2 separate regions of the Homo sapiens genome follow, and region 1 is linked to region 2. Evidence: read pairs that join two places in POLR2A ChIA-PET (ENCODE). Cell type or tissue: Caco-2. All regions are shown on one strand. Each heading gives the region's core, and the rest is flanking DNA. Links, peaks and the distances in the headings are about the cores only.

Region 1 (16,093 bases), core at 4,488-9,487, 130 kb before region 2:
CCAGGTGAATATCTGGGGCCTGGGGAGAGGCAGAAAAGGGAACCTTTCACTTGAGTTAATGAAAAGTAACCAGATTCTTTGTCCCAAAGGAGTGGTAGGGTAGAGCTTGTTTAGCAATCAGAAATAAGCCACTCCTGGGCAAGGAGGGCACCAAGAGGCAAAGCCACACAAAGGAGGCTGAGGAGCAGTGACCTTCAGTGGGCGCTGCAGTGGATTTGGAGGAGGAAAACGAAGGAGAAAGCATGGGCGGAGGCGCTTCCCCTTCTTGCTGCCCCATTTGCTGTGAGCGTCTTAACAGAATGAAGCCTGGGGACCTCTGGGTCACTGCTTAGCCTCCTGACCTGGTTCTTTGAAGCCCTGGTTCTCCTCTCCCCCGTTCCACTTACATCATCTTTTCCCACTGCCACTTACAATCAGAAATAATATAAATATTAACCTGCTCATTGGTGAAAAGGAATAAGATATCAAATATGTTTCGATTTTTATTTTTAAAAATCAGAGGATGGAAGCCATTTTGAGTATTATAAAAAAAAATAAAATTTCTGCATGGGGTTTGAAATATTCCCTCTGCATATATCATTGTCTTTGAGGCATGAGGATTTAAGACCTCAGATACCAACCTAATAAAAACAGCTGGGTTAGAAAGTGAAGGTGAATCAACATCGGTTAACATATTCTGTAATTAAGTAATATTTTTTCTTTTAAAGGATCCCTCTTCCTCATCTGCCTGCAAAAGGGACTGTGGTGGGATGTCACTGGTTCCTGGGGAGGGGCAAGGTCCTTGGTGAGTTCAGGCTCTCCCCTCCTGTCCTGTGCCTAACCTCCGCAGAACCCTCCACCAGCTCATGGTTTTTTCTTCCTCAGGTCTTGGCAGGTAGTTTGTCAAGCTGATCTTAATGAGATCACTATGTAATTACAGAGGGACTGTCAGGATATTTTTGGTTGTCATCTTCTAACAAAATGCAGATTGTGTGGCATGTATACATAGAATTACTCTGTAATTCAAAGTAAATTGACATTTAATTTCAATTTAATTACACAGGAATTACGGGCATGACAAGACACAGTCTAATTAGGAAGCAAAGTATAAGAATCTGTTTATGGAATGAAAATCCATATTATGTCACATTTTAACAGAATCAAAATAATTTCTTTGAATTTTTGTAAAGCATATATAATGACAACAGTAATAATTGAAACTGCTTCTGGGCCATTCATCAGGTGCATACATACTATCTTATTTAATTCTAGCGGTAACTCAGCAAAGCTGGTGTGATCATTCCCATGGTACAGAAGGGAAAACTGACATTTGGAGAAGTTAGTAATGTGCCCTGTGTTACACAGCTCAGGAGTTGTCAAGGGGAAATTTAAGTCCCATGATCAAGAGGCCCATGCTTAGGAATACCGTGCTGCTGCCTCGGGTGCTCCCTAGAACTTGCACTTCTAGGGAGAGGAGGAGGCACAGGATACAGTTCTGGAGGTTGGCCTCAGCAGCCAGCTCTCTCTGGAGCTGTGGCCCAGAGCATCGAGCTTGTTTTCCCCCTTTCCCTTTCCCTATGCTCTCTCCCTTCATCTCTACCTTTCTTCTTTTCACTCACTTAACAAATGTTTACCCAAATGGCATCCACTCTGTCAGTCATTGTACTGGGTGCTGGGTGTTAAGTGCCAAGGGTGGCTGACAGTGCTATGGCCTCATGGGATTTCCTCTGCCCACCCGTCCTTATAGGACATCTCAAGCACCCTGTTCAACAGCTAGGGTGAATAATGAACCCTGGCTAGTCAGCTGCACATGCAAGTATCAGGAGCTATCAGGATCCAACCACAAGGAGACAGATAAAAGCAAGTGGGAAGGGGACCCCCAGAGTCCATTTGGTGGAAGCTTTACCCTCAGGATAGTTTTCCCCACACTCAGGGTTTATGGAGCTTTCACCTCTCTTCTAGTGGAGCTTTCAATCAAAGCAGAATTTTGGAGTGTGTGTGTGTGTGTGTCTGTCTGACCCCTACCCTTGTACAAAACAAATCACAACCTGGGCTGCTTCCTACCTTTCCAAGAACCAGACCTATCTAGTTTCAGTGACTGCAGAATTTTATTTTATTTTATTTACTATTTTATTTTATTTTATTTTATTTTATTTTATTATTTTATTTTATTTTATTTTATTTTATTTTATTTTATTTTATTTTATTTTATTTTATTTTATTTTATTTTATTTTATTTTATTTTTTGAGACCGAGTTTTGCTCTGTTGCCCAGGCTGGAGTGCAGTGGCATGATCTCGGCTCACTGCAACCTCCACCCCCATGTTCAAGCGATTCTCCTGCCTCAACCTCCTGAGTAGCTGGGATTACAGGCATGCGCCACCATGCCTGGCTAATTTTTTTGTATTTTTATTAGAGATGGGGTTTCACCATGTTGGCCAGGCTGGTGTCGAACTCCTGGCCTCAAGTTAGCTGCCTGCTTTGGCCTCCCAAAGTGTTAGGATTACAGGCATGAGCCACCGCACCCAGCCACAGGATTATCTTTCTCACTGATTTTACCAATTTCCTTCAACCTAAATGACTTCTTTAGCTTCCGCTCTCTTATCCCTCCTCTATCCCTCACTTAGTTATAATCTCTTCCATGGGTGTCATACTTTATGCTTGGTAAAAGGCTTTCCCTTAAAATAGCTCATTTGATTCTTAAGCACAAATCTGTGAAGAAGTCAATATTTTAATCATATCCAGCTTATAGATGGGGAAGCCAATAACCAGAGATGTTCAAGACATTCATCACCTTCCACAGCTTGTCAGTGTAGTACTGGTTTCAGACTCAGCTCTTCTGGGGTTAATGCCAGCTTCTGTCTGGGACATCAGCTGCTGGTCTTTCACTGAAGCCCTCTTTCCTCTTTCTTCTTGTTACCTGAAATTTCAGCATTCACATATCGCCTATGTAAATGTTTATTTAATTTTTTCTTTAAACTGATTTAAAAATATTTGAATATATTTATTTTAGAAGATAATTTCATATGACTCCTTCCAATGGACAACTAGCACCATTTAATAGAAAGAGAAGGTAAATATAAATCTAAATATGAAATGAAATGAAAGGTTATCATTAGATCACAGCTAGTCACTGTTGCTTGCTGAAGGTTCTTATCCTGATGCCAGCGCTTTGTTGACAATTGAACTTTGCCAGAGTGAGAGGGCTGTTAAATGTCTACTAACACCAAGCAGACAGTTGCTCCTTAATGTGACAGGCAGCACTGAAAGAGAATCAAAAGAAAAAGACAATTTTTTTACTATGCAGTCAATGTTTTTGGATGCTCTCTCTGTATCCTACTCAAAGCATCTCAAATCACGTACTGTGGTAAATACTGTTCTGGCCTAACCACTCTACATCACACAAACTTAACTCCACTTATCCCTACCAAGAATGCCTAGCAGGTCAAATCTTGACTTCAAGGTTCAGTAGAAAGATATTAACCTGGTGCAGAGTAACCCAGTGCCTGGGCCTGAGTCTTTCCGGGCCTTTCATCAGCCCGTTGGGGTAGGTGACCTTGATTTATTATAGACATTTTGTAGATTCATGTGTCTTACAGAGAAATATACCTTATAGAAGAAGTGGGCTTCTCCTGGGTTTGGGAAACCTTGGTGAGATTACCTAACCTCTCCAGGCTTAGATTTTAGCTTCTCATCAATCAGACTTTCAAGGTTTACATTTTGTTTGCTTATGGAAAATAAAAGTTCTCCATGGTGAAAAATGGAGCATTTTGAGAAGGACATCAAGTGTCTCCTTGAAAACATGTCTTGATGAAATGTAAATGATGATGTAAATGAATCAAACCCAATGGATTAATCAAATCATTAACATATCAATCATTAATAAGTGGATTTTATTTTTTAAAAAATCCAATGAAAGTGCTCCTACAAATAGATCAGACATTCATATATTATGCTGCCTTAAATCTTTTCTGGAACAAAGAAGGATATAAATAAATAAACATAAATTAATAATATAATAATAGCAATCTTGTCCCTCATTGTAATTTTAGATTTTAAAGTGAAGAAAAGACTTAGGAATAGAAAAAGATATTTCTGTCTGGTTGATGTACTCAATCTGAATACAGCCAGGGAGTTCCATATATCTAAAACATGGCCACAATTGTAGCTCTGAAAATCCTCACTCCCTGTTCAATTGCTTTCTTAGCCTCATGAAAATGAAATCTAGGAGGAAGCAACTCACTTCTAAGGATACACTTAGAATTCATCTCTAACGTGCGGGAGATAAAAATCAGAGAACTCATTGCTCTACCTTTGCCATTTCATCAGTTTTAAAAGATTGTATATAAACAACAAATCTGAACATACAAAGGGATTAGTTAATCCAAAAAAGATCAAAAGCAATGAGAATCTCTCCACATGGAACAGGGTGGCATAGGGACAGGAGCTCTATAGAGAAATAATTTGTCATGAACAGGTGAGGACAGAGAAAGCAAGCAAAGGAGAGAGCAATTCTAAAGAGTAGAAAGCTATTCACCAGGTCACACATCCCCTGCCCTTGGAATTAGGAAAGAAACCCACCATTCTGCCCTGTGTCAGAATGAGGGAAAAAGCATCTGCTGCCAACTCTGCCTGCCTTTGTGCAGGGCATGGGAGTAGGAGTGGAGAAAGGGTGATGTCCTCCTCTTTCTGGTAATGCTGAAAGCTCAGTCAGTCTGCAAAGTGGCAGTTGCGGGAACTCAAGAAGCTCAATGTGCTATTCAATTAGAAGCAAAAATGTCAAGTTTATTTTGATCATATCTCAGTAACCCCTGTCACTTGGCAGCCTCCCCTCTTTAATTTCACTCTCTTGCCTGGTTACCTCAATAAGAAGATGCCCCATTCTCTCTGGATCTGAGACTCTTGCCTCCCTCTGTCTCAGCTCTCAACAGAAAATATCCATGCCATGTCCTAGACCTATGAGATCACAAAGGTACGCTGTGTGATACCTGCACAGACAGGCTAGTAAGTGGTGCTTGTTTTGTGGTGAGAGCACTGGGACTTAGAGTGAACAGGGTGGCTCATGCTCTGTGGAGAGCAGGCAAGTTGAAGAAATTGCTAACCTCAGAGTTTGCCCAATAAAACACTTATGTGGGGAGGCTTCCATCAGCTGGAACAGCTCCCATTTCAAAACCTTTGCCTGGTCTGTTAAAGAACCTGATAAAGGCAGTGGAGTTCAGGTCTTAATGAGTATGATTTACACGGTGTGCTACCTCTCCCCTTGAACCTACCCCTCAAAAGGAAAGTAAAAAGGATTTGCATTCTGAAGGGGATCCTAATTACCTGAGATAAAAAGGATGTTCAGAAAAAGTATTTAGGACAGGAAAGCAGGTATGTAAGAAAATGCGCACCCTCAGGTCACATACTAGCCATCTACAGCAAAGCCATAGAATTGACACTCAAGTCACACTTCCATTTCCTGTCCTTGTACCCTGGCCAATACTCATGGCACCTTTGCTCATGGCTTCCAGAATAATCCACTGAACACTCCTCTTCAGCCTGGAACTCCTGGCAGTCCCTGCCCATCATTTGGAATTGGCACGGGAGATAGAAGCTAGAGGCAATTCTTTTATACTCAGAGCAGATGCTATTTGAGGCTGGGTGAGGCAGGAGTGCACTCCAGAAGTCTTCAGAAGGCCTTGTTGACTCTCCACCACCACCATGGAAGTCCCTTGTTAAGCAATCTCTTTACTTACCCAGGAGACCATGTTGCTATTGATCACCAGACCCCAAGGGAAAATTGATTCCGATGGTAAGTATGGTCAAAATTGACTGATCTGAGAGTCTGCGGGTCTGGATTCTAGTCTTAGTTCCTCCATTTCTTTGTTATGGAACCTTGGCCAAGTTATTTAATTTCTCTAGACCTTAGTTCTCTTACTGCTAAATAATCTTTCCAACTCTATCTTTGTGGTGGGGTCAGAAAAGATAGTAATTAGGCCCATATATCAGAGTTGTGTGAGGTTCAAAATGAGATGCAATATGTATGTCTTGGGCAAACTTAACATCACTTCACACATGTACAATCATTCTTCTCTGGGTTTTTCCAGAGTTAATGTCCAATGCTATGGAAAATTGAGGAAGCCTGTTTTTGTGAATTTCTAGTATCCTCCTGAATCCAATGGAAAAAATCAGTCCACTTGTAAATCTGTACATTTCACATAATGGAGGGTTATTTTTGTGCCAAAATAAAAGTTTTCTTATTTGAGAACTTGATGGAAATAAAATGAAGACTGCAAGAACATTAAACGTTTAACCTATGATTTTCTTGCTTTGGGAAAGATTTAAAAAAACAATGCATTGTGTTCTGTTGTCCTTTGTCGATGCATAATTAAAGATTTTTTTTTACCATCCAAGATAATTTCAAGTCCAGTAGGAATAAATATTACCAGTCTGTTACAAATGTGCTAAATTCATGTTTTAATAAACTGAATTTACTCTGCCTGGTTCTTGCAAAATTAGAAATTATAAACATATGCTTTCCAAGAAAAGTAGTCATTTGCCTTGCTTTCATCTGGACTAAAATGTGATCGTTTCCCCAGCAAAGAGGAAAAAAAGCTGGGCTATATTTAGGACTGCTTGATGATCCTGGGGCCAGCTGGCAGCAAAGAACGTAAAAAAGATTTGGATGCCGGGTGTGGAGGTAGCCTCAAGACCGGACTCTTAGGGAAGGCCTCCAGGGCTCCCCACCTTTGGAGATCCGCAAACCACATGTATTTTTCATCCTTGACTTTGCCTTTAGGATTTCTGAATGTCTTTGGAAGTAACTTTTCTTTTTCTTTTATTAAGCAGTTAATTCCACTAAACACATTTTAACTTTTGATTTCAAATCAAGAGTTTCTCTCCTTATATATTTTGTTTATTCAGAACTATTAAGTTTTAATATCTGTGAGTCCAGTAGTGATTGTCTTCCAGAACTTTATGTGAAAATAGTGATCCTGGGAAGCCCAGCAGATAGTTAAATCTTATCGGCGAAGTCATGTTTTGAATGTGTTAAAAGACTTCTTTCAAAACATGGTGAATCCTTTATAAAGGAAATTGTCACTTCCAAGTAATAATTATTCTTCATTTTCATAATTATATATCTAGATTAAAGCTAGTAACATATCTGAAAAAGGTTGCCAATGGATAGAAAAATGTTGCTCAACAAATAAGAATTCTGTTTATGATGTAGAGTCACATCACTGTCATTAATGGAAAGTGACTACAGTCTTTGTTTTAATAAAAAGCACCACGTAAGTCCCTGGGACTGGCTTCCAGCAAAGAGGGGCATATCTGATGGAAGAGGGCAAAGGCAGTTTCCTAGAACAGAAAACCGTCTACCTGGACCATCTGCATTCCAAGAATTTTTCCACCCAGTCAATGAGCCCTAGGGAGTGAGCAAGTTTGTATGTTCATATTTGTATATATGGGCCTGTGTGAATGCATGGGTGAGCATGCCCAGATGTGTGCATGTGTGTGTGTTGATTTGTGTGCAAATGTATATAATTTGTGGGCTTGCCTGTGTGGTTCTGTGCATGTGTATAAGAGTGTGTGTGTGTGTGTGTACCCACGTGTAGATGCCTACATCTGTCTGAAGGTGGTGAGTGGACAGAGGGAAGGAAGGAAGCTCTCTTTTTTCCTTTCTTTCAGTACAGATCAGCTTCTACAGCTGCAAAGTTAATGAGTCTGGCATGGTGCTTTTTCTAAAGTATAACTCAGTTCCCAGACTCACAGAATTAGAGGGAAAGCAAAGGAAGAAAAAAGAAGATTAGTAGGTTTAGTAAAAGGTAAGTTGCTATTACTATATTCCATAAACATAAAATTGTCCCATTAAAATGATTCTGAATTAGTGTGATAGAGTCCTAAGAACAAAGGTTTATGAAGAACCTCCTCAGAGATGACGAGAAAACCTCAAAGAACAGCTAGCATTGATTAGAAAGCCATGGCCTGGAGGGTTGAGGGCAACATTGGCCTTGGAAACACAGTTTATGCTGAGTAATAAGATAGTGAACAGTTCCATATAAGCCAGCTGGCTGGTGCTGGGCTTCACAACATAGCATTTGAAGAGGTTGTATATCTCATACTTTAGACACTGAGTTTTATTTTAGCATCCCAGGATTTGAATTCCTAGCTCCATTATTTACTTGCAGAGAGACTTTGAGCAAGTTACCAAATTTTCTCTGAACCTCAGCTTCTTCATCTATAGAATGGAGATAGTGATACCTTCCTCTCAGGCGTGTTGTGATAAATTAAATGAGATAAATGAAGCCTCATGAAGTGTCTTCCCTCTTCCCTTATGAATTCTATCCTTTGGTGAGTAGTTTTATGAGAAATAGCTGTCAAGAAAGAGGTTCCCTTATATTACCTAGTTATCACTCCCTGCAGGAACCATAAGGAAATTCAGAAGCAACAGTGTCATTTGAGTTATGGCCGTCTTTAATCTAATCAGGATCAATAAAGAATCATTTAGCCCCTGGTGCTGTCTGTGTTGTGTCCCCAGGGGTCTCATCCCCAGTAAACACACATTTAGTCAGTGGTATGTAGATAAGGGGATGTCAAGCAAGAAAGGGCACTGTGGTTCCAGGGTCAGGAGACACCATTGGCCCTTCCACTCCTGATTATTAATCTCTCTAGATTTCTGTGAGCAGAACCGTGCCTTTTACAGAAGACACCAGCTTTCATGTCATGTAGGGGAGAAGAGCATGGCTTTTTGCCTTAGCCTGCCTTGATTCAAATCTTGGCTCTGAAGATTACCAGCTAAATGATCTTACCAAATTATTTAGTCTCTCTGGCTTCAGTTTCCTCATCTGTAAAATTATAATAATAATGCTTAAATTATAAGATTGGATTAAATACATTTATATGTGTAAACTGGCTGGCTCACAGTAATTAACAAACATTTGCTTTGACTATTAGATGATGATGGTTATTGTAAAAAAAAAAAAAAAAATCTCTGCTGCTGGTCTGTGGGCATATCTTTGGTCTGCTGAATGCATTTGAGGAGATATGAAACTATGGAGCCTGAAACATTTTTGGGTAATGTATCCCACAGTCCTAGAGCCAAAAGTGCTTACAGCTACCCAAGCCAACAACCTTAAAAATAATGCCTAGACCAAACTGAAAAGGAAAAAATTACAGGAGATTGTTTCTTTATGGCAGCCTGGCAATATTGGTTTATATTCTCCTATATACTCAGTGGGGGAAAATAAGGAATGTTTTTCTATTACTTTTTTACTTCCCACCAGTCTTAGTCTCCAAACTCACAATCAATCAACACATCCATCAAGAATCTTACTGGCAATGAAATGAAGAACATATTTTCCTTTTATAATCAAGCTGTATGGTCTAGTGGTTAAAACTACATGCTTTGGAGTTAACTACATCTGAGTTTGATTTGAGACAAATTACATGAACTCTCTGAAAGTCCATTTCCTCATCTTTAAAATGGGGTAATGATGATGCCTGCTTTGCAATACTGTTGTGAGAATTACCTGATAAAATGTACATAAAGCTCTCAGAAGAGGGTCTGGAATTTTCTAATCATTCAGTAACTCTTCATTTCTACAATGTTTTGAAAATAGTGCCAAGCGGGGCTTGGGCTTGGGAGCTGGAAGTCCACAAATATGAAAGGCATCAAGTGAAGTTGTGAAGAACCTGGCCAGCCTCCCGACAGGAAAACTTACCACCCTCATCTCAGAAAACAAAGCCCACGCAGAGGTTGTCCTTCCCAGCATGTCTTCCTCTAGGGCAGGATCTGTAAAACGAGGAGCAGGACTGGCTACATAATTTGCAGGGCCCAGTGCAAAATGAAAATGCGGGACTTGTTGTTCAGAAAGTACTAAGGATTTCAAGAAGGCAGCAACAAAGCATTAAACCGAGTGTGGAGCCCTGCTGAGCCCAGGATCCTATGCAACTTCTCAGTTTGCATGCCCCTGGAGCCGGCTCCTAGGAGTGAGAGAGAGTTGGGGGGAAGGAGGATGGGAGAGAAAATCAGTTCCACCTTAGGAAAAAAGTCGAGTTGGTTTTAGAGCACAAGAGCCACGTTCAAGTACACCCACACTGGAGCCCACCTGGGGACACACATTTCATAAACCTGCTTCTTGAGAGGTGTGTCCCTCACTGTGTGGAGGACAGGCAAGCCAGGGGCTGCTCATTTGTTTAGCTTTGCAGTTGCCAAAAGCAAGACCAGCATTTTAGGGCCACAGTGCAAGATAAAATTTATAGGCTCTTTCCAGCAGCCTGTGCTTTACTCAGGGTTAATCCGGCTTATTAGAGGAGTAGCAAGGACGTGTGAAAGACGCCTTGGAAGGGCTCCATGTCACAGCCTTGACTCCTCATAAAACGGGCTGTCCCCACCAGTCCCTGGCACAACTTCTACAATACATCAGCCCAAGGAGGCAGAGGCAGGCTCCCTGCCAGTCTCCCAGCACTCACTTCATTTGCTGTGGTTGAAGGACCAGTGCTGACTCCCCTTAAGACTTTCAGGTTTTCCAGCAAATTCCTGGCCTGGCTTTGTGGGAAAATGTACTGGGAGCAGGGGGAGAGAAGGCCTCTGGGGTTGAGGAGCTGCAGGGTAGGCGCTGCAGGGAAGAGATGTTGAGAGAATGAGACTGGGCAGAGCAAGTTCTTAATCAACACACTGCTAAGTTTCCTTGCCAAGAATACTCACTCCTAAGCTGCCAAAAGACCTGATGGAGGAGTTGCTATCTGAACTCCAAGCAAGTATTCACTTATGTGGTTAGTTAGAGCAATTAAAAACAATATGCAGGTTATGGTTGAGAATAATGCATCCCATGGTCCAAAGTCCTTTCAAATACCAATGATTGATGATGCATCAGTTCATTTGTGTAATATGAGGAATGGTATTTCAGTTCTTCAAAAGAGCGAACAGAGTTCCCTCCCGCATGTTATCTCAAGAGCTGCACCAGTAAAGAAATATCCCTGTGCCTTTTTATGTCATCTTGACACTTGGAATGAATTGACAAGGCCCAGCACAATTCATCTCTTCTTCAAACCTTTGTTGCAATATCCATGGGATTCAACTGTGCAGCTGAGTCAGTGAATGGTGTATGCTAATCCAGGTTTACTGAGATCTGAAATCCAGGTGTGTGCTTCTGAGCTTATATGCGTTGGAAATTTTTCTGCAGAGTTCGTTGCAGTCTGTGTAAGGCAGAATTGGAAAAACTTGGCTATAAATGACACCTGCTATGATAGATAACGTAGGCTTCTTTGTGGAAAGGGCAGCCCATTTTTAAACAAGCACTGGATAGAGGTTTGCTGGAACCGTGCTTACCTCTTCTTTTGGCCATTGTAATTTTGTTTCTGAAGAATATTTAGGACGTTTTTAAGAATATTTTACCCTTGCCAAGAAGAAGCAGGTTTCTGAGCCTTTTGGCTTTGCAAATTATGGTTTCTCTGTTAATTTTTCAGAAATCAGTATCTCGAAAAAAAAATTTTTTTTTTGAGGTGGCGTCTTGCTCTGCTACCCAGGTTAGAGTGCAGTGGCATGATCTCAGCTCACTGCAAGCTCCGCTTCCCAGGTTCATGCCATTCTCCTGCCTCAGCCTCCTGAGTAGCTGGGACTACAGGCGCCCACCACCACACCCGGCTAATTTTTTGTATTTTTAGTAGAGACGGGGTTTCACCGTGTTAGCCAGGATGGTCTTGATCTCCTGACCACGTGATCCGCCCGCCTCGGTCTCCCAAAGTGCTGGGATTACAGGCGTGAGCCACCGCGCCTGGCCTCAAAAAAATATTTAAAGAAGGTTTTGCTTCAAAGATTCTTTCTCCCTTAACACAGTAATTTATGGCTGACATAGATTATAGAAGACCCTTAAAACTCCTCTGAATAAAGATACTAGAGACCATAACAAATAGAATGAACCTATGCAAGATGTGCTTTTTAATCATTCTGTGAATCAAAGCTATTTAATGAACTCTCTACCAAGATTATTCAGAAAAACTTCCTTGCATTGGATGGAACATCCCAAAATTAAATATAATTTATAGTTACATTACAAACAATTGTTTGTTCAAGTGAGAGGCTAATATAAGTCAGAATAATGAACTGCATAACCTGTTAGACTATAAAAGGTGATAAAGTATGTTTTTACATCAACTGTTTATCATAAGAAGCGCAATGAATTGCAAAGATTATTAAATCCAGGCTGCTGCCCAGAGTGATAGTAAGGTTGAGGAAACCTGGGAAAGAAGTTGAGTCCACACGGAAATGCTAGGCCAGGCTCTACCTGTTTTATAGCTTTGACAGCCAGCTCTCCTCTCCTCAGGGTCGTTTTGGCCCTGGAACTTGTCCTTTCCAGGGTGAGCAGAGGAGAGTTAGGCTGAAGAATATTTTATTGATGGATTTACAATAAATGTACTCAATCTGGTAATGATGAACATTTTGATGTTTGTTAATCATTCTAACATTTTGAACATCCTGGTCTTTTGTTACTATAAACAATGCAAAAAGGAACAACCCCATATGTATGCCCTGTACACTTTTTGGATTTATATGTCCTTAGAAGAGCCAAATTCTTGTTGTGTCAATGTGTATGTGCATTTCCTACTGCCAATTTGCCTTCCAAAGAGGTTGTACCAGTTTATACACCTGCCAGAATTTTATGAGAGTATCTATTACTTCACACACATGCCAACACAGCATGCTATTCAACTTTTGGATCTTCATTCATCTGTTAGGTGAAAATGGCATCTCAGGATAGTATTCATTTGCATTTATTTTCTTATGAGTAAGCCAAATATCTTTTTATAGGTGAGAAGGCCATTTTGTAATTTGTTTTTCTGCAAACTCCGTTCATGTTCTTCATTTCACTTTTTGGTTGCTGGTCTTATTAATTTTCAAAAGCTCTTTATATATTAATAAAGTTATCCCTTTGTCTATCATGTATGTTTCAACTACTTTCCTTAATTTTTCACTTGGTACCTTTGTTAAGGTATTAGTGCTTTATTTTGCAATGCAGACATTTTATGCAGTAACATTTTCAATCATGTTAAATGTGCTAATTTTTTAGAATGCAGTAAGGACACTGTGGAATAATAGTGAGAAATGCCACCCATTCAGTATGTGGGGTGCTTTTCCTCAACACGGTGACTTCCAGAAACATCTGGACAGGTGTCACCATGTCTGCCATTTCACACACCATCCATGGCTGTCATAGGTTGCCTCTCCCAAAAAACAGACTCTGAGGCAGCACTGTATGTGTAGGAAGTTTATTGTGAATTGCTTCTGGGAACAGCATTAGTCTGAGGAAAGCAGGGAAGGGGGCCCTCAACTGATCCTATAGGGATCCCTGGAGCTGGGATGGCCCTTCAGAGGTGTCTCAACTAAAGCCAAGGTGGAAGGGGCTTGTACTCCACATAAATCTGTTCTTAAAGGAGGGATGCCCCAGGGAGGGAAGGCACCCTTGGGTGTGGCAGCTCCTTTCAGCTGAGGACAATTCCCCAAGAGGGACTAGGCTGTGAGATGCCAGCTGCAATGCTTCCAGCAACTTTAAACAACCCTTGGTCCTGAAGGGGAGGGCCTGGGTGGCATGCCCAGTACTCACTCTACCGCCTTTTCCGGCTGCCCCCTCTCAATTTAGACTGAGTTCTAGAATCTTTAGGCTTCAGAGCTTTGCCAACTTATGCTCTCTTCAGGTTTACACTGTTTAAATACCTTTTTAGTGCATAGAGAAAGGGCCAGTCACATAGCCGTTGGCCTGACTGAGAGTTTTTTCCTCTCTTCTCTCCCGGGGTCTTTATGGTTCTTTGACACCTTGCACAGAAATGTGAAAATGCTGTAAAAAGCTCCCATGCTTGCAAATAAAGTGAACCAGACACAGTAATTAAAGAGATGAAGATGGCTGCAAATTTAGGGCTTTTAGGAGATTTTGGCTGATGTGTTTCAGCAGTGATGGAAGGAGAAACAGGATTGCACTTAATTAGCCCCAAGTCCCAGGCGGCCTTAGCTTTTCCATGCCTGTTACCCACTGAGCGCCATCACACCGCTGAGCTGGAAGCTCCTTTCTGGATGGTTTGATAGGCATTGCAAATCCTCTCAGAGGGCCCCTTTCAGAACCCACAATAGTGCGCCTAGCAAAACATCACCACATGTGCATAGTACCACTTCCTTTTTAGGGCTGCTGGCTCTTACTGGAATCAGGTTTTCCTGGTGCTTGCTTTGGCTCCTGGCCACCAGCTGCTCCTGTGCCTGGAACAGGGCAGACAATGAAGAGTGGAGACTATAGCTGATGCTGCTGGTGCCCTGCCCACATCCCCTAGGCAGGCCCTGCTCTGTAGGCTCCCACGGCTTTGCTCGGTTCTCAGAGTTAATGACCCTGGAGGCAGCCTCATTCAGTAACTTGGATAAATACCCCAGCTTCCTTGCCTCTAGAGTGGGGCCAGTCTGAGGCTTGCTGTATGGAGTTCCCCAGGCGCTCAGGCAGGATTGCATCCCGCTTGCTCACAGAAAAACCTGCTTATTAGCACACTGTATTTTGGCCTCCTTCCTTTCCCCTACTTCTCTCCCCTACTCCCCTACTGCTATTTCCTGGGATCACTTCCCAACTCAACTACCGGCTCTCAAATCCTTATCTGCCAGAGCCAGACAAGTGTCAAGGTGTAAACCTTGCCAGGCAAAGGGTTCCATCTGGGAAATCATGTTGAAAAGTATATGTCCTGCCTTCTCCCCCATCTTGTCCATCCAAAGCAAAAACATCCAACCAATCCAAAACAAGCAGACAAGAACAACAGCAATAAAAAATCAGCAACATCTGTTACTTTGTCCACAGAGGACATGTCCTAATTGTCTGAACTGGTCTCTGCAAATGTGTTAGTTCTTACATTGCTGGCTTCAAAACTGCTTTCCAGGCAGAATTCCAGCCACCCTTTCTACTGATTCTTAACTTGCGGTTTCCATAATCTTCCTGATTCTTGACATCACTCCCAGCGCATCGTCAGCTTATACCCACCAGGACAGAAGGGAAAGGGGGTATTTGGTGATGAGTCCAGTATTACTTCCAGCCACTCAGAGCCTGGTTTTGATGAAATGCATCTATGAATGTGCACTTATTTTCTCTATGTCCATATCAATACTCTGAGCTGATAGAGATTAAAAGGGGAAAACAGAGCTCGAGAGTTTTACAACTCCTGCTGGAGTTGCAATGTGTGTTCCTATCTGTCTGTTTGATTGGAAATTCAAATCATCTCACATTTTAGGCAATTAGTAGCCTCATAAGATAACAAATCTGACAGTTTATGGCTCAATCTGTGTCTTGCTGTCTTTAAAGGAAAGGTAGTAAAAACTGAAATTATGGAAAACAGATAAATGCCTAAGTCCTGGGACAGTGCATTTTATAACGATCACATCTGCTGCAAAGTGCCTGAAAAATGGCTCTGGAAGGCTGTCGGTGCCGCAGAGCAGCTCACACAGGGAAGCAGAGCTGGACAGGAGAGGACATGAGATGTGAGCATTTCCCACCGCATATTCACCTTGTGTTGATGAGTGTGACTGTTCCTTTCTCCCGTTTGTTTTTTGTTGCAGCTGTTCGGCGTCTTTCAAAGCACATGAGATTCCTGTCTATCTCCGCCCAGCTTAGGAAGGAAAAAGGAAATGGACAGGCTCAACAGTCAGTGGGGCTGGTGTGTGTGCCAGGGGAAGAGGGAGGTGGAGAGAAGATGTGCAAATCGCAGCAGCTGCTCTGATTTTTGTGGTTATCATTTGCTTTGATATTGGATCCTTGTGGCAACTTTGTCTGCCTGGTAGGTCAGGGGGGCAAATTAGAAATTCAAGCCTAATTGTATGATTTGAAAAGGTAATGATAATCATGAGAAAGAATTAATAATAATCGTTAAATTAAGTATGAACCAGGGACTGTGCTTAGTCCACTATGCAGAATATTTTACTTAATTCTAACAACCCTCAGGGGGAGGTATTAATATAGTAGTATTCCCATTTTCAAGATGAGGAAATCAAGGTTCAGACAGAGCACAGGACACAGTCAAATGAAATCGAGGTGATCGGACTTCATGTGCAGTGGGGCTGATTTGAGTTAGAGCTGTGTTCAATCTAGAGCAACTTTTTCCCAGCCAAGAGAGGG
Region 2 (16,093 bases), core at 6,934-11,933:
TGCCTCCCAGGCTCAAGCGATCCTCCCACCTCAGCCTCCTGAATATCAGGAGTGCACCACCATGCCCGGTTGGTCGGTTGGTTGTATTTTTAGTACAGATGGGGTTTTACTATATCGGCCAGGATGGTTTTGAACTCCTGGCTTCATGTTATCTGCCTGCCTCGGCGGCCTCCTGGTGTGCTGGGATTACTGGCATGAGTCAGCCCACTGGGCCATTAATTATTCTTTGTGTTAAACTTTCCTGTTCAAATTTATTTGTGTCTCATTAAACTCTGACTAATATACTTCCTAACTCATTCTATGAGACTGTTATTACCCTGATATTAAATAAAATGAAGGCAACATAAGAAAAGTACAAAATTATGTCCTTCATAATTATAGATACAAAAATTATAAATAAAATTTTAAGAAATCAAATGCAATCTGTCAAAAAGGTAATATATTATGTCCAGTAGGGCTTATCCAAAGAATGCAAAATTGGTTCAATATTTAAATGTAATTGAACATTATATCAAACTAAAAATGAAAAATCGTATGATAATCTTAATACAGAAAAGACAATTTACTAAATCCACTATCTATTCCTGAAAAATACTCTCAGCAAACTAAAAGAAGCAAAATTCCTAAACCTAATAAAGGTCATCTATAAAACAAACAAATAAATAAAAAATAAATAAATGTAAAACAGTTATTATAGCTATGTTCCCTATGTTCAAAAGTTGTCATAAAAAATTCTAAATTGAAATTCTAGAGATGAAAACTCGAATGTATGAGCTAGTCTGCAGCTAATATCGTGCTTAATGATGAAAGATAATTTACCTCTGAAATCACTAACAAAACAAGAATGGCCACTTCAGCCTCTGGTCCAATATGGATAGAACCTGTGAGAACGGACCTGTGCATACTAGTGCACTCAGACTAGAAAAAGAAGTAAAAGGTATCTAGATGGGAAAGAAACAAATAAAACTGTTTTGTTTCTCAGACAACTTGATAATCTGATGGAATGTATTAAAAAATGACTAAAGCTAATAAGTGAGTTCAAAGGCTGGGTGTGGTGGCTCACTTCTGTGGTGCCAGCTCCAGCTTGAGCCGAGAGGATTGCTTGAACCCAGGTGTTTGAGGTTGCAGTGGGCTCTGATCATACCACTGCACTCCAGCCTGCATAACAGAACTAGACCCTGTCTCAGAAACGAACTACAACAGAAAAATGAGTCCAGCAAGATTGCAAGATACAAGACCGATATACAAAATCAATCATATTTCTACACACTAGTAGTGAATATCCAGAAATTGAAATAAAGAATACCATTTACACTAGCATCAAAGCATGAAATACTCAGGGATAAATCTGACAAAATATGTACAAGACCCAAACCCAGGATGCCACAAAGCATTTCTAAGAGAAATTAAGGAAGACCCACATAATGGAGAGCTCTATCATGTTCATGAGATGGAAGAATCAACATTGTTAAAATGTTAATCTCCCCAGATTAATCTATTGATTCAATGCAATGCCAGTCAAAATCCCAACAGTCTTCTTTGTAGGAATTGACAAACTGATTTAAAATTCATATAAAAATGCAAAGGATCTAGAACAGCCAGAACAGCACTGACAATGTCTTTATAGAAATGTAAATTACTTTCGGGGGTGGGGAGGAATTTCAGAAGGGCAGGAGGAAACTTTTTGGGGTGATGGATATGTTCATTCTCTTAATTGTAGTGATAGTTTCACAGATGTATACCTATGTCAAAACTTACCAGATTGTACACATAAATAGGTATAGTTTTAAAAATGTGTCAATTATACCTCAATAAATCTGTTTTAAAAAGGAAGGAGCACATTAAGAAATCTTTCACTGAGAAAGGTTTACGAGACAGAGGAATTTCTAATGATAGAACTTAGACACTAGGGTATACATATGGGGATATGTGGAGGATGGAGACAGACAGTTATCTCCATGTCTCTGAATTACAGATACCTTTTTATGGTTAACATTGATGCAGCTAGCCCTTTCCTACTATTATTGCTCTTCTCCAACCTTTTTCTTTCCATCTCTTCATTTGCATCCATGAAAGGAAAACATTTCTGAGCAGGCTTGTGATGGGTGAAAGATGTGAAGAATTGTTTTCTTGATAGGGACAACTATACTACTCCTTTCCTGTTCTTGAAAACCCACTGTGTATACACAAGTTATTTGGAACACAAGCCACTTTGGAGATTGACCCCATAAAGGGAAAGGATGAATGGATCATAACTAGGTTTCACAGGGGGCCTCAAACTAACTTATTTTCTTTTTCTTCCATCATCCCTCCATTGCTCTCTTTATTTATTCCATCCTTTTTTTCTTTTCTTTTTTCTTTTAATATGGCTTTGAAGGAAACAAAAACGGTTTACCCCAAAATAAACTTCTTTGACATATTTTGAGATGGCTGTTCAGAGAGCCTGCAAAGCTGTCTTTTGTGGGGGAGATTGGCGTCTGTAGAGAATCTGCAGTGATGCTTCCAGGCTTTCTGCAAGGGCCTCCCTTGTCTGGATCTAGGAAAGACTAACTGAGAGTCTGACCCTTAAAGGTCTGAAAGAAACATTTGCCATCTATTCTCTCTAAAGGCTGCTACCTGTGAGGTTTCATCTGTATAACAAGACCACTTTTGCTAGCCAGGCCTCCTCTTCTCCACCTCCCGTATCTGTCTTGCCACTATAATCTGATTTACCATCATAACCTGTTTTGGGCCATGCTCTGAGTTCCCATTCTTTATGTAACCTCAGGATGGTATATAAGCTTCTGTATCCCTTTGGGGGGCTTGGGATAACCACTCTGTGGTTTTTCTCATGCACGTTAATAAATTTGTGTGCCATGTCTCCTATTAATCTGCTTTTTGTGTATTGATTTTTCAGTGAACAATCTATGGCTTCATCATCTTTTCCTATCTAATCATTGAGAAATTGTTGATAGATTGGGGAATGAGATGGTACGAAGTTGAATATATGTACCTGTTTTCTAAATTACTTTTATATTTAAATGTATGCTTCGTTCATGGATAAAATCTTCTCAGCCAGAGGAAATTTAGAAATGCAGATATTCTTGAGTTGATAATGTTGGAGCTCAGAAATATACCCCAGAATATGGCACTTTGACATGCTGCACTTGTTCTTAGATCTCGTACAAGAATTCAAGGAAAGTCCATAGAGTAAAGTGAAAGCAAGTTTATTAGGAAAGTAAAGAAATAAAAGAATGGCTACTCCATAGACAGAGCAGCCCTGAGGGCTGCTGGTTGCCCATTTTAGTGCTTTTCTTGTCCTGTCTTTTCTTTTCTCTCCCCTTCCCTTTGCCCTTCCCCTTTCCCTTCCCCTTCCCCTTCCCTTCCCTTTCCTTTTCTGACAGAGTTTTGCTCTTGTCGCCCAGGCTGGAGTGTGATGGCATGATCGTGGCTCACTGCAACCTCCGCCTTCCAGGTTCAAGTGATTCTCCTACCTCCACCTCCTGAGTAGCTGGGACTATAGGCCTGCACCACTATGCCTGGCTAATTTTTTCTATTTTTAGTAGAGATGGAGGGGTTTGACCATGTTCGCCAGGCTAGTGTCGAACTCCTCTGAACTCAGGTGATCCACCCTCCTTGGCCTCCCAATGTGTTGGGATTACAGGCATGAGCCACTGCACCTGGTACTTATTTCTTGATTATATGCTAAATAAGGGGTGGATTGTTTATGCCTTTCCTTTTTAGACCATATTGGGTAAATTCCTGACATTGCCATGGCATTTGTTAATTGTCATGGCATTGGTGGGAGTGTAGCAGTGAGGATGACCAGAGGTCAGTCCTGTGGCTGTCTTGGTTTTGGTGGGTTTTAGCTGGCTTCTTTACTGCAATCTGTTTTATTAGCAAGGTCTTTATGATCTGTATCTCATGCTGACCTTTCATCTCATCCCATGACTTAGAATGCCCCAACCATCTAGGAATGCAGCCCATTAGGTCTCAGCCTGATTTTATTCAGCTCTGTTTAAGATGGAGTTGCTCTGTATCACATGCCTCTGACAAACTGAACAAGAAGCCACAAGGTCTCTGTGACCTTTTCTCGCAAACTTCCTGTCTCTCAATCTTCTGTCTGTCCCAAAGAACAGGATGAAGTTGTTCTCTGAAGTTTCTTATCTGCCTAAAATCTGTACCTGCCAAAGAAGAAGACAATTACCTCTAGCCTCTTCCCTACGTTTTCATTAACTGACCTCATATTACAGGAAGGATGACCGAAGTCTGTCAACAAACCTGGACAGACATTTGTCACAAATCATTGCCCTCTCTGTGGCCCCAACAGACTTTGTCACAGGCTGTTGTATCTTCTTCAAGCCTACTGAATTCCCCTAAATATCCTTTACTCTCTCCCTAAAATTATCCGCACTTCCCCTATCTTCCTTTTCCCTCAGAAGTTGGGTATATAAACCTGTGTGACCCATTGGGATTTTATATAATCACTCTGTGATTCTTTCCTGTACATGCTAATAGATTTGTGTGCCTTTTCTCTTATTAACCTACCTTTTGTGTGTTGATTTTTCCATGAACCTTCTGAGGGCTCTTTACTCCTACAATAAACTACAATAAGTACTCAAATAATGTGGAAGGAAGATATCATCTTTGCCTAAAATGACAAAGAATAATTAAAGCAGGCATTTTGAGGTTTCAAGGTCTAGATTTTTGCTTTTCCCATTTGGTTTAAAAGAAATACTCACTGCAACTAAAACCTTTTCTAACTCTTTTCTTTTGCCTAGATAAAAAAGAGAAAGTAAGTTTAGTTAAAAAAAAATTAATCAGAAAATGAATACTGACTTTAGTCTGAACATATTCCAGGGGATTTCAACTTGAAATTAACTTAAAATTCTATTACAGCATTAATATTGAGTATCTGCATAGCACTATATTGCTCAGAGCTTCATAAGCATCTGAGTTATGCCCTTTTATCACTTTTCAAATTCCATTTATTCATTATCAAGTTCCAAGAATCTTGTTTAGTGACTAATATTTCATTCTACCGGATGGTACTCTGGTACTGAGAAGAGAAAAAGTTTAGCTCCTTGAGCTATTTCTCCAGAGGAATATGGACTCTACTTCTATAGTTTACTGTGAAGAAGAAGCTGTATTTTTATGTTCATGTCACAGCTGTGCTAAGGCTTAAAGGAAGAATTTGGCAACATGCTGACTCACCAAAGAGATTTTACAGTAGACACTGGTTCGTAAGGACTATGTGCTCTGGTAAAATTAAATAGTAAACGGATGCTTAGCATTCCCAGTGCTTCTGCCATGGGCCTTCTACTTCATTCTGTATTAAGGGCAGGGAGGGTTGGGAATTATTTTAGGCCCTAAGCAGTTCCGTGAAGATGAAAGACATCATCACTAACATTATTCATGAAAAAATATGAAAGGTCATCTATCTCCCTTAAGGTTCATTTGGTGCACTTTTAATGAGTGATGGATGAACTGCAAAGGGTTTATTGCAGAGGGGCTGTGCCCTGTAAAAGTTTGGATGACTGTTGCTTCTCTGAAACTTATCCACACATTTTCCCCAGTTTCTCCCCGTCATGGATTTTCCAGCTGATGGCCTTCAGACTTTCTCATTTTCTTTCTTCTTTGGCACTTTGGAAATCTTACTTCCTTCAATGTTTTCTCTGCTAAGATATTTGTTTCCATACTTTTTTTTTTGATTGCCTGAGGTAAATGGAGCTTTCCTAGGGTTAAATCGATCCCAGTGACTTATTTCTTAGGCCAAGGTTAACTTTTCTTGATCTAGCCTTTTAACCAGTTTAGCTGAGTACTCTCCCCCATGTTCCATTCCTGCTTTCCTTCATTCCTTCTTCTATCTATGACCTCTACTCTGTTCTACCTAATGTTTCCTGCCTCAGCTCCACCTTCTTTGTTCCTCTACATTTCTAAACAATCTGGATTTACCTTCCTTTTCCAGTTTATTATCTGTTTACTTATGGAGGAAAAGAGATAGGCAGGGTAGAGTCTTACCTGGGACAGCCAAGAATTCTGCAAGGTCAAGTCACTGTAAAAAGAGGAGAATCTAAAAGCATAGAGAAACTCTCTTGGAGATGGGCAGGGCTTTGGCTTAAGGACCAAAAGCATGAGCTGGAACAACACAAGTGGGTGAGAATGGGAAAGGGCCAATCAGAGGAAAGTGTCACAGGCTATCAAACTGTTGAGACTGAAAGAAAGGAATTGGGAATGGGATGCTCATTCAAAATAAATGGCATTTAGGAAAGAACGTGGTTCATCTCAAGCTATGAATGAGGTTAGGCTTGAGAGCGAAGGCAGTCTCATGGATAAAATCCAGACATGGGGATCTGGCTGTCAATCATCTGGGTCCCCAGGAGAGTCACTTAATTCAGGCATGCAGCTAATTGGGCTATATTAAATGACTCACCTGCTCATGGTGGGCAGTTTCTATAAGTTCATACTGGGTCTGGCAATGCCCAAGTGTCTGTAGGCAAGTGGGGCCAAGGCCACAGAATCTCTGGTTTCCCAGCTTTTGCTTAAACTCTTACACGTGTGGTAGGGTGCCAATATAGTAAGACCAAAGTAAACAACGCTCTACATGTTGGCATTTGGCAATGTGTACCATCTAGAAATCAAATACAGAGTCTATGAAACCAAATGAAGGAGGTCAAACTTACCAGGAGAAAGTAGTCATGAAAATATATACTGAGATTAGATATTTCTAGAAGTGATTTAGAACTCAGCTCTTTTTTTTTTGAGTATATGCATAATTTTGTTCTTTTTAAGAAAAAGTGTCAACCAATTGCACACATAGCTACCCTTGCTTAATGCATCACTGTAAATATACACACACGTGTGTGTGCATTCTTGTGAGTATACTCATTTTTGTGTGGGCAGGCTCAGGCGTCATATGTGCAGTGGTGTGTGTATTATAGCAACAGAACAGCTGCTTTTCAGAACTCCCTTTCTTGATCAGTCACACTGGTGACAGATTTCTGTGATCCTTCTTAGGGAAACATTTGAGTTTGCCTGCCTACCCTGCCAGGCTCCCTAAGCTGCTCTAGTTATTCTTGTTGCCAGTCCAGGTTTACCTCCTAGCACTTCACAGTCTAGGTCCTAATTTTCTAGTGCTGATTCAAAGTCAAAGTGAGTACCTAGAAGAGCGGGCACATCTAGTGCAAGACTATCCTCAACAAAACTGTAACAGGGAATCTATCTGTGTTCAGTGTTGCTCCCCTGAACACCGTGCTCTTCACTCAGCCTTCACACCCCTCACATGGTATTCTATTTAAAAAAATAATAATAATGTGAATTTAGAGATGGGGTTTAGCTATGTTGCCCAGGCTAGAGTGCTGAGGTTATTCACAGGTACAATCATCCTGCACTACAGCCTCGAACTCCTAGACTCAAGCAATCCTCCTGCTACTTAGTCTCCTAAGTAGCTGGGATTACAGGCATCTGCTACAGTATTCTTTTTTTTTTTTTTTTTTTTTTTTTTTTTTTTTTTTTTTGAGACAGAATCTCACTCTGTTGCCCAAGCTGGAGTGCAGTGGCATGATCTTGGCTCACTGCAAACTCTGCCTCCTGGATTCAAGTGATTCTCCTGTCTCAGCCTCCCGAGTAGCTGGGACTACAGGCGCGCACCACCACGCCCAGCTAATTTTTGTATTTTTAGTAGAGACTGGGTTTCACCATGTTGGCCAGGATGGTCTCCATCTCTTGACCTCATGATCGGCCTACCTTGGCCTCCCAAAGCGCTGGGATTACAAGTGTGAGCCATGGCGCCCAGCCCAGTCATAGTATTCTTGTTGTTTCTCTTTCTTCTCTTCTTTCTCCCTTCCTCCTTTCCTTCCTACCTTTTTTCCTTCCTTTCTTCTTTCTCCCTTCTCTCTTTCCTTTCTCTCTCTTTCTGTTTTATCTCTCTCTCTGACATACACACACACGTGCATGCACACACACACGCATACACACACACGCGCGCGCACACACACACACACACACACACACCCTTCCCAGTTCAGGGCTCTCAGGGCTTTGATTTCTGCCAGGTGGTCTTAGGAAACTCTTTAGTGTAGGTATTCACTGACCTTGCAAAGGGCATATGGATACCAACAGGTTGATAGATACTAACAGATTAAACATTTTCCTTCCTGGGTAATATATTTGCATAACCATAGATGCCTATCTTAACCAAAGACTGGCTCAAAGATTTCAAAGTTTGTTTCAACTTAGAAACAAACAAACAAACCAAAAAATCTGATGCTTAAGTGTGTAAGGGGTGGGGAGAGCAAATATTTGAGGAAGACAAACCTTTGAGGGCCTACAGCATCCCCCACAAAGGCCCAGTTGTCCATGATTGAAGTCAGCAGTGCAGAGACTCAGCTGATCAAAGAGAAGATGAGGCTGCTTTCGAACTATAAAGGAACCATGGCCCTCATCTGGTAAATCAGCATTGATCTGTCATGGTATCTCCTTGCAGTATAAATTGATAAGGGAGGATCATGCATTAAACCATCTGCTTCAAAAAGTTTAACTTTCTTTCTTAGGGGAGCAGTTCTAGGTTAGGATCATAATGGAGTATTAACTTGTTTTATGGTATATACCAGGATATTTTTCATTCTCCTTGCCAGAATAGGCAGCTGTCTTTACCAATAAATCTTGTGAAGTTTTCCACTTTTGGGAAATCATCTGATTCAAAGCAGAACTGTTCTTATAACTTCAGGAAACAAATTAAAAATCTGCTCTATTTTAAATACCCTTAGAGCAAAACATGTTGAAAAATCTTATTTAGTATTTCATGCCTAACATTATTTGCATTAAGAAGGCTCCTCCTAAAAGCTAACTCAAATCTTTTTGCAATAATTTAAGCCATTTTCTGGGCATGGCTGAAGTGAGAGTTAAAAACTTTCGTAAATCCCTTTTGCGGCTTGAAGGAAGCCAATATGTCTACAGAGAATTTAGGAGGATACAAGATGTCCTTAGAACCTTTCTGGTCCTGACATCTATTCATTTGGAACACTTTTCTTGTGATCTTTTGGGATTCTGGGTCTCCTTATAAATGACTTCTGAAGAAGGGACAGACAGCAATAGGGTAACAGAGAGCAAAGAGGCTCCGTACTATTTTTTGACTTTTCTGACCACTGTGAAATTGAGGATACATTGTTTTGGAAAAGAAATTCCTTGGGTGACTTCAGCTGTGTTAGTGGGGCAGGACTCCAATGAGTTCTCCACTGTAAAATAAGAGGGCTATGCTGGGTGGCTGATAAGATCTGGCCACTAGCTGCCGGTCCCCCAGCCATTTCCTGGCCTCTGCATTAACCTCAGCAATGCTTTTTCTGTAAATGCTTCCTCTACCGGGTTCCCCAGTCGGCTATGAACTCAGGCAGCTCAATTCAGGGGTTGTGTGAGGAGGCAGGCTTGCCTATGGGAGCCCAGCAGCAACCATAGAAGAACTGATTAGCTTTTAATAGCAGACCTCCGCCAGACAGGCAGGAGTCTAAAGAGTAAATAGAGGTGCTGGCCCTGGAATTTTTTTAAAGGCCCCAGAGGGATTTGTTCACCGGCGTTTGAATTTCTACAGAAAGGCTCTGTGAAGCTCTAAATTAAACCAAGCTGACCCCTTTCACAACCCAAGTTATTTACAGTTCACAGGTCTTTGGAGAGCTCTAGTTTGCATGCAGTTGAAAATGGGTCCCTGGTTGGCAAAGGTAGCCTACTGTGGTGCTATTTGCATTACACTACCTTGCTTTCCTTTGGTGTGGGAGAAAGCTCTGGAATGGAAGCCAAAAGATGTGGTCTAGTTGTAAACATGCCTTTGTTTTTCAGCAAAGGAATGGCGCCGGTAGAAATAACCAAAAAAGAGCCCGCTACTAGAAAGCAAATAACTGAGTTCTCTCTGTAATTAAATGCATTCCTCAGAATAATAACTAAGTAGTAGGAAGGAAACCAAGCAACACCCCCTCCCCACCACTGCAACTGATTTCCTTTGCAGCTTTAACAATCAGATCAGTCAAGAAGACTGGCACTGATTATAGCACTCAGTTTCCCCATTTTGCTCCATACTGGGAGAGTAATTAAGTTAAATTGCTTTCAGTGCCTGAGATCTGGTTTGTGTCAAAGTCAAATAAAGTGCTGGTTCAAGTTTGTTCATCAGCACCTTGAACTTACCCCTGGCCCTCACTTGTATAAAACCATGGCAAGGTTTTGTACCATGGCAAGTGTTGGATAGAGAAATCTTGAAACCCCACAATAACCTCATTTCCTATGAGAAATGTGGCATGTGTCTCTCTTTCTCAAGACTGGTAAACTTGGTTTGGTGGATATTTAGGAGAAACTTTTTGTGATCTATCAAATAAAAGAAGACAGCTTGCCAAGACACAAGCCCAAGTTTAGTCACAATTACTGAAAACTGGATTTCGTGGGAAGAAAAGTACAACAAAACTTGTAATCTGGAATTAGGAGAAATGTGAAGGTAAAAAGATTGATACGTTATGTTTAGGAGAAAATGAGGTGATCTCATACTTCCCTCCCTTTCTTCTTTATCTCCAGCTGAGTCTAAAACACATCATTCTCCCTCTTCTGGGTAGGAAAGTATACTAGGCATGGATATTGGTAGTGAAGGAAATAAAAATATTTTACTCCAAAATATACCTGTCTGACTTATTTTGAGATGGTTGTTCAGAAGGCCTGCAAAGCTGTCTTTTGTGGGAGAGATTTGCATCTGTACAGAAAATCTGCATTAATGCAGCCAAGTTTCTCTGAGACCTTCCCTTTTCCAGATCTAAGAAAGATTTAGGAGAGAAAGTGTGACACGTTTAAATATCTGAAAGAAACATTCACTCTCTATTCTCTCTGAGGGCTGCTCCCGGTGAGATTTCATCTGTATAACAAGACCTCCTTTGCTAGCCAGCTCTTCTCCCCAGCCCATAACCTGTGTGGCCACTGGAATCTGATTTGCCACAATACTCTGTTTTTGGCCATGTTCTGTGCTCCCATTCTTTCTGTAGCCTCAAGGTGGTACATAAGCTTCTGTACCCCACTGGGGGGTTGTGATCACTCTGTGATTCTCTCCTATGTGCACATTAGTAACTTTGTATGTATTTTCTCCAGTTAATCTGTCTTTTGTCAGTTTTTTTTTCAACAAACCTGTAGAGGGCAAAGGGGAGGCTTCCCCTTGGCCCCTGTAATCGTGATGGTAGTGTGTGTGCGTGTGCGGAGAATGATTGGAGTGTGAAGGAGGGCTGGCAGGTAAAAGGACTGCAAGAGAGAGAGAGAGAGAAGCCATAATTTGGATCTTTAAGTGATTTGTACTTTATCTGGAAACTATGACAAACACATAGGAAAATGGCATGACAACATATTCATGCAGAAGGATGTATCTTCAGTGTCTGACACGTGGTAGACACTTAACATTCATGGAATGAATGAATGAATGGGTAGAATAGGATGGATGGATGGCGAGAAAGCCAACTATAGGAGAAGAGAGTACAGTCACTAAAGCATTTGCTGGAAATAAAATTAATTGTCCATCTCCCACTGGGAAGAAAACCTTGGGCCATATTCCTTAGCAGTATGGCTAAATTTGGATGAGCATAAGTATTGTGTAAATAGATTATGTAGTGTAGATAAGCAAGCCCTTTTTTTCCCTATGAGTTAAAATTACACTCATTTCAGTTCAAGGCAAAAATAATTTTATGCATATGATACAGAAGTTAAATGACAAAATGTAGAAATTGTAGTGTGCTAGTTTTCCATATGAAGTGTTAAGTTGGGGCATACATGCAGAAAATAAGATAGGTAGGCAGTGGAGAAAGCAGTTACCAAATGGATAGAAACTGAGCCCTAACTATGAGGGGAAAACAAGTCTATATTGTTGTTTAACTCCTACACTGGAGGTATCAACATGGCTATACACAGTTTTTCTGAACCTGTGTAGGACTCTCTTCTCAATCCTTAGCCATCCAGTTCAGATGTTCTCTCTGACTATATAGTCATTCCTTTTTCTCTGGTGCCCCAGGGCTTCTGGTATTGCATTGTGATTATTTGCCTTCTTTTGCAAGAGCAAGAATACAGTACATTATAGCGGTCAGTAAGAGTTTGTTTATTATAGGCCAGGAATTGTGCTAGTTTCCTTTAAATAAACCATCTTTAAAAAAAATTTTTTTTTTTTTTGAGTCGCCAGGCTGGATGGAGTGCAGTGGCACCATCTCGGCTCACTGCAACCTCCAACTCCCTGGTTCAAGCAATTCTCCTGCCTCGGCCTCCAGAGCAGATGGGATTACAGGCATGCGCCACCACACCCAGCTAATTTTTGTATTTTTAGTAGAAATGGGGTTTCACCATGTTGGCCAGGATGTTTCTGGTCTCCTGACCTTGTGATCCACCCGTCTCACCCTCCCAAAATACTGGGATTACAGGCGTGAGCCACCATTCCCTGCCTCAAATAAACCGTCTTATATCATCTTTGCAATGACTTATTTATTCTCATTTTGTATATGAGGGGACCTAGTTTCATGCGCATCAGTGTGAAGAGACCACCAAACAGGCTTTGTGTGAGCAATAAAGCTTTTAATCACCTGGGTGCAGGTGGACTGAGTCCGAAAAGAGATTCAGCGAAGGGAGATAGAGGTGGGGCCATTTTATAAGATTTGGGTAGGTAAAGGAAAATTACAGTCAAAGGGGGGTTGTTCTCTGGTGGGCAGGAGTTGGGGGGTCGCAAGGTGCTCAGTGGGGGTGCTTTTGAGCCAGGATGAGCCAGGAAAAGGACTTTCACAAGGTTATGTCATCACTTAAGGCAAGGACCGGCCATTTTCACTTCTTTTGTGGTGGAATGTCATCAGTTAAGGCAGGAACAGGCCATTTTCATTTCTTTGGTGGTGGAATGTCATCAGTTAAGGCAAGGACCGGCCATTTTCAGTTCTTTTGTGGTGGAATGTCATCAGTTAAGGCAAGGACCGGCCATTTTCAGTTCTTTTGTGGTGGAATGTCATCAGTTAAGGCAGGAACAGGCCATTTCACTTCTTTTGTAGTGGAATGTCATCAGTTAAGGCGGGGCAGGGCATTTTCACTTCTTTTGTGATTCTTCAGTTACTTCAGGCCATCTGGGCATATTCGTGCAAGTCACCGGTGATGCGATGGCTTGGCTTGGGCTCAGAGGCCTGACACCTAGGGCTAGGAGGGTGTGTGATATGTGTGGTAAATGGTAAAGGCAAGCCTCAAACTGAGGTTTCCTGATAGCAGGTTCACTGCTGTTTGCACCATAGCAACTCCATTTGCTAAAGCAGTGCTGAACAATAAAATAATAATGCAAGTTATACGTTTAATTTTAAAATTTAGCCACATTACAAAATGTACCATATTTAAAAAAATAAAAAGAAGCAGGTAAAATTAATTTTTTAAATTAAATTAAATTTGAATTTTAGTCAACATATAATAAATATACATATAATGGGGTACATAGTGATGTTTTGATGCTTATAATGAATATTGATCAGATGAAGATAATTAGCATATCCTTCACCTCAGACGTCGACCATTTTTTTGTGTTGGAAACATTTGTTATCCTCCTCCTAGCTATTTGGAACTATATAATATATTATTGTTAACTTTTGTAGAAACATTTAAAATAGTTTAAGATGTACAGAAAAGTTGCAAAAATGATGCAGAGAGTTCCCATTTACTCCACATCCTATTTCCCCTAGTGTTGGCATCTTACATTTATTTAGTGTGTTTGTTACAATTAATAAAACAATACTGATATTTTTTTTTTTTTTTGAGACAGGATCTTGCTGTGTTGCCCAGGCTGGAGTGTAGTGGTGCAATCACTGTTTGCTGCAACCTTGACTTCCTGGGCTCAAGGGATCCTCTCACCTCAGCCTCCTTAGTAGTGAGGACCACAGGTGCATGCCATTATGCCCGGCTAATTTTTTTTTTTCTGTAGAGGCAGGATTTTCCCATGTTGCCCAGGTTGGTCTCAAACTCCTGAGCTCAAGCAATCTGCTGGCCTCAGCCCCGCAAAGTGCTGGGATTACAGGCATGAGTCACTGTGCCCATCCCTGATACATTATTAATAACTAACATCCATATTTTATTCATATTATCTTTGTTTTTACCTAATGTCCTTTTTCTGTTCCAGGATCCCATCTGAGATAACCATCATGTCTCTTTAGCTTCTTTAGACTTTGACAGTTTCTCAGACTTTTCTTGTTTTGATGACCTTGACAGTTTAAGGGTACTGGTCAGGTATTTTGTAGAATGTCCTGGCTATGGTCTGAATGTTTGTGCCATTATTCACCCCTACCTGCCCCTGCCCCATGATAAATTTATCTGTTAAAATCCTGTACCCCAAGGTGATGGTATTAGCAGGTGTATTAGTCTGTTTTCATGCTGCTGTTAAAGACATACCCAAGACTGGGAAGAAAAAGAGGTTTAATTGAACTTGCAGTTCCACATGGCTGGGGAGGACTCAGAATCATGGCTGGAGGCAAAAGGCACTTCTTATGTGGTGGTGGCAAGAGAAAATGAGGAAGATGTAAAAGCAGAAACCCTTGACAAAACCATCAAATCTTGTGAGACTTATTCACTACCACAAAGAAAGTATGGGGGAAACTGCCCCCATGATACAAATTATGTACCACTGGGTCCCTCCCACAACACGTGGGAATTATGGGAGTCCAATTCAAGATGAGATTTGGGTGGGGACACAGAGCCAAGCCATATCAGCAGGTAAAGCCTTTGGGAAGTAATTTAATCATGGGGCAGAGCCCTTACAAATGAGATTAGTGCCCTTAACCAGGAAACTACAGAGAACTAGCTAGTCTCTTCTGCCACGTGAACACAGTGAAAAGGTACCACCATTAATAAGGAAATAGGCCCTCACCAGACACAGAATCTGTTGATATCTTGATCTGGGACTTCTCAGTCTCCAGGAGTATGAGCAATACATTTCTGTTGTCAATAAGCTACCCAGTTTATGATATTTTGTTATAACAGCCCAAATGAACTAAGATAGAAATTGGTACCAGAAATGGAATGGTGCTGTAACAAATACCTGAAATGTGGAAATGGCTGTGGAACTGGGTAATAGAGAGAGGCTGGGAGAGTTTTGAGGTGCATATCTAAGAAATCACAAAATCATAAACAATGTTGATAGGAATATGGACAGTAAAGTCCATTTTGATGACATCTCAGGTGGAAATGGGGAATATTTGATTAGACACTGGAGAAAAGGCCATCCTTACTGAAAAAGGGGCAAAGAACTTGTCTGAATTGTGTTCATGCCCTAGTATTTGTGGAAAAGATGGAAAAAGATGGAACTTGTGAATGATAACATAGGAAATGAAGCTGGGGACATTTCTTAGCAAAGTGTTGATGTTGAGGGTGCAGCTTCAGCTTGGCTTCTCTTGTTCTCTTGGAGGCAGATAGTAAAATGTAAGAAGAGTGAAATGATTTAAAGATGGGATTTTTAATCAAAAGAGAAGCAGAATGCAAAGATTTGGAAAATTATCACTTTGTCCATATTTAAAGGAATTAGAAAGTATATTTGAGAGAGACCACCAAAGTTATGGCCAAACTGCTGTTTGATAAAGAGGAGATTAGTATGGAGTTGTCAAGTGGTAGTCATTCAGACAATGGAAGAATAACAACAAAGGAAGTTTGGAGACCATCACTGATGCCCCTCTCATTGGAGGCCCAGAGTGCAAAAGCCTCGGGGGCAGAATGATTTTAAATGAGGGATCATGGGCTTCTACAGGACCTTCTTACTGGCTGCCTGGCACCCCTTCAAGGCTCTGCTCCCTGCATTCTAGCTCAGTGCTCCTTAGCCACCCCAGATTTTAGATCCAGTGGGCCCAAGTGCAGTGCAGGTACAATAACCACTCTGCAAAAGGGCACAACTGGTAAACCCTGGCAGTGTCTCGGTGGTGCCATCTCCACGGCCATACAGAGTCCATGAGCTGTGGAGTGTGGTTACCTCCACTTAGATTTAGAAGGATGGAGCCTCCTGGACCCTTGGGCATATGACCCAGACAGAGGGCCACTGTGGGGCTAGGCCACAACAAAGAACCCCCAGCAGGGCAATGACTAGTGGAGCCATGGGGGCAAGGCTGCC

Evidence for each region. Peaks named below come from ENCODE experiments on the same cell type or tissue, not always from the same donor. Only the 100,000 strongest peaks of a DNase experiment are listed, where the experiment ranks them.
Region 1: POLR2A ChIA-PET joins it to region 2 with 5 read pairs; 1 of 35 experiments calls an interaction of 5 or more read pairs at or near these places.

What each region holds. Positions count from the first base shown.
Region 1 is chr5:116,724,282-116,740,374 of GRCh38, forward strand. No RefSeq gene overlaps it. Among named protein-coding and RNA genes, the nearest start is that of LINC02214, 30 kb to the right of the region's middle. In Caco-2, for the core only: no CTCF peak of the experiment used is centred there; a DNase peak (open chromatin) is centred at 7,360.
Region 2 is chr5:116,854,939-116,871,031 of GRCh38, forward strand. No RefSeq gene overlaps it. Among named protein-coding and RNA genes, the nearest start is that of LINC02214, 100 kb to the left of the region's middle. RefSeq lists enhancers at 7,318-7,862, 9,495-10,039, 10,040-10,583, 12,531-13,278. In Caco-2, for the core only: no CTCF peak of the experiment used is centred there; a DNase peak (open chromatin) is centred at 9,473.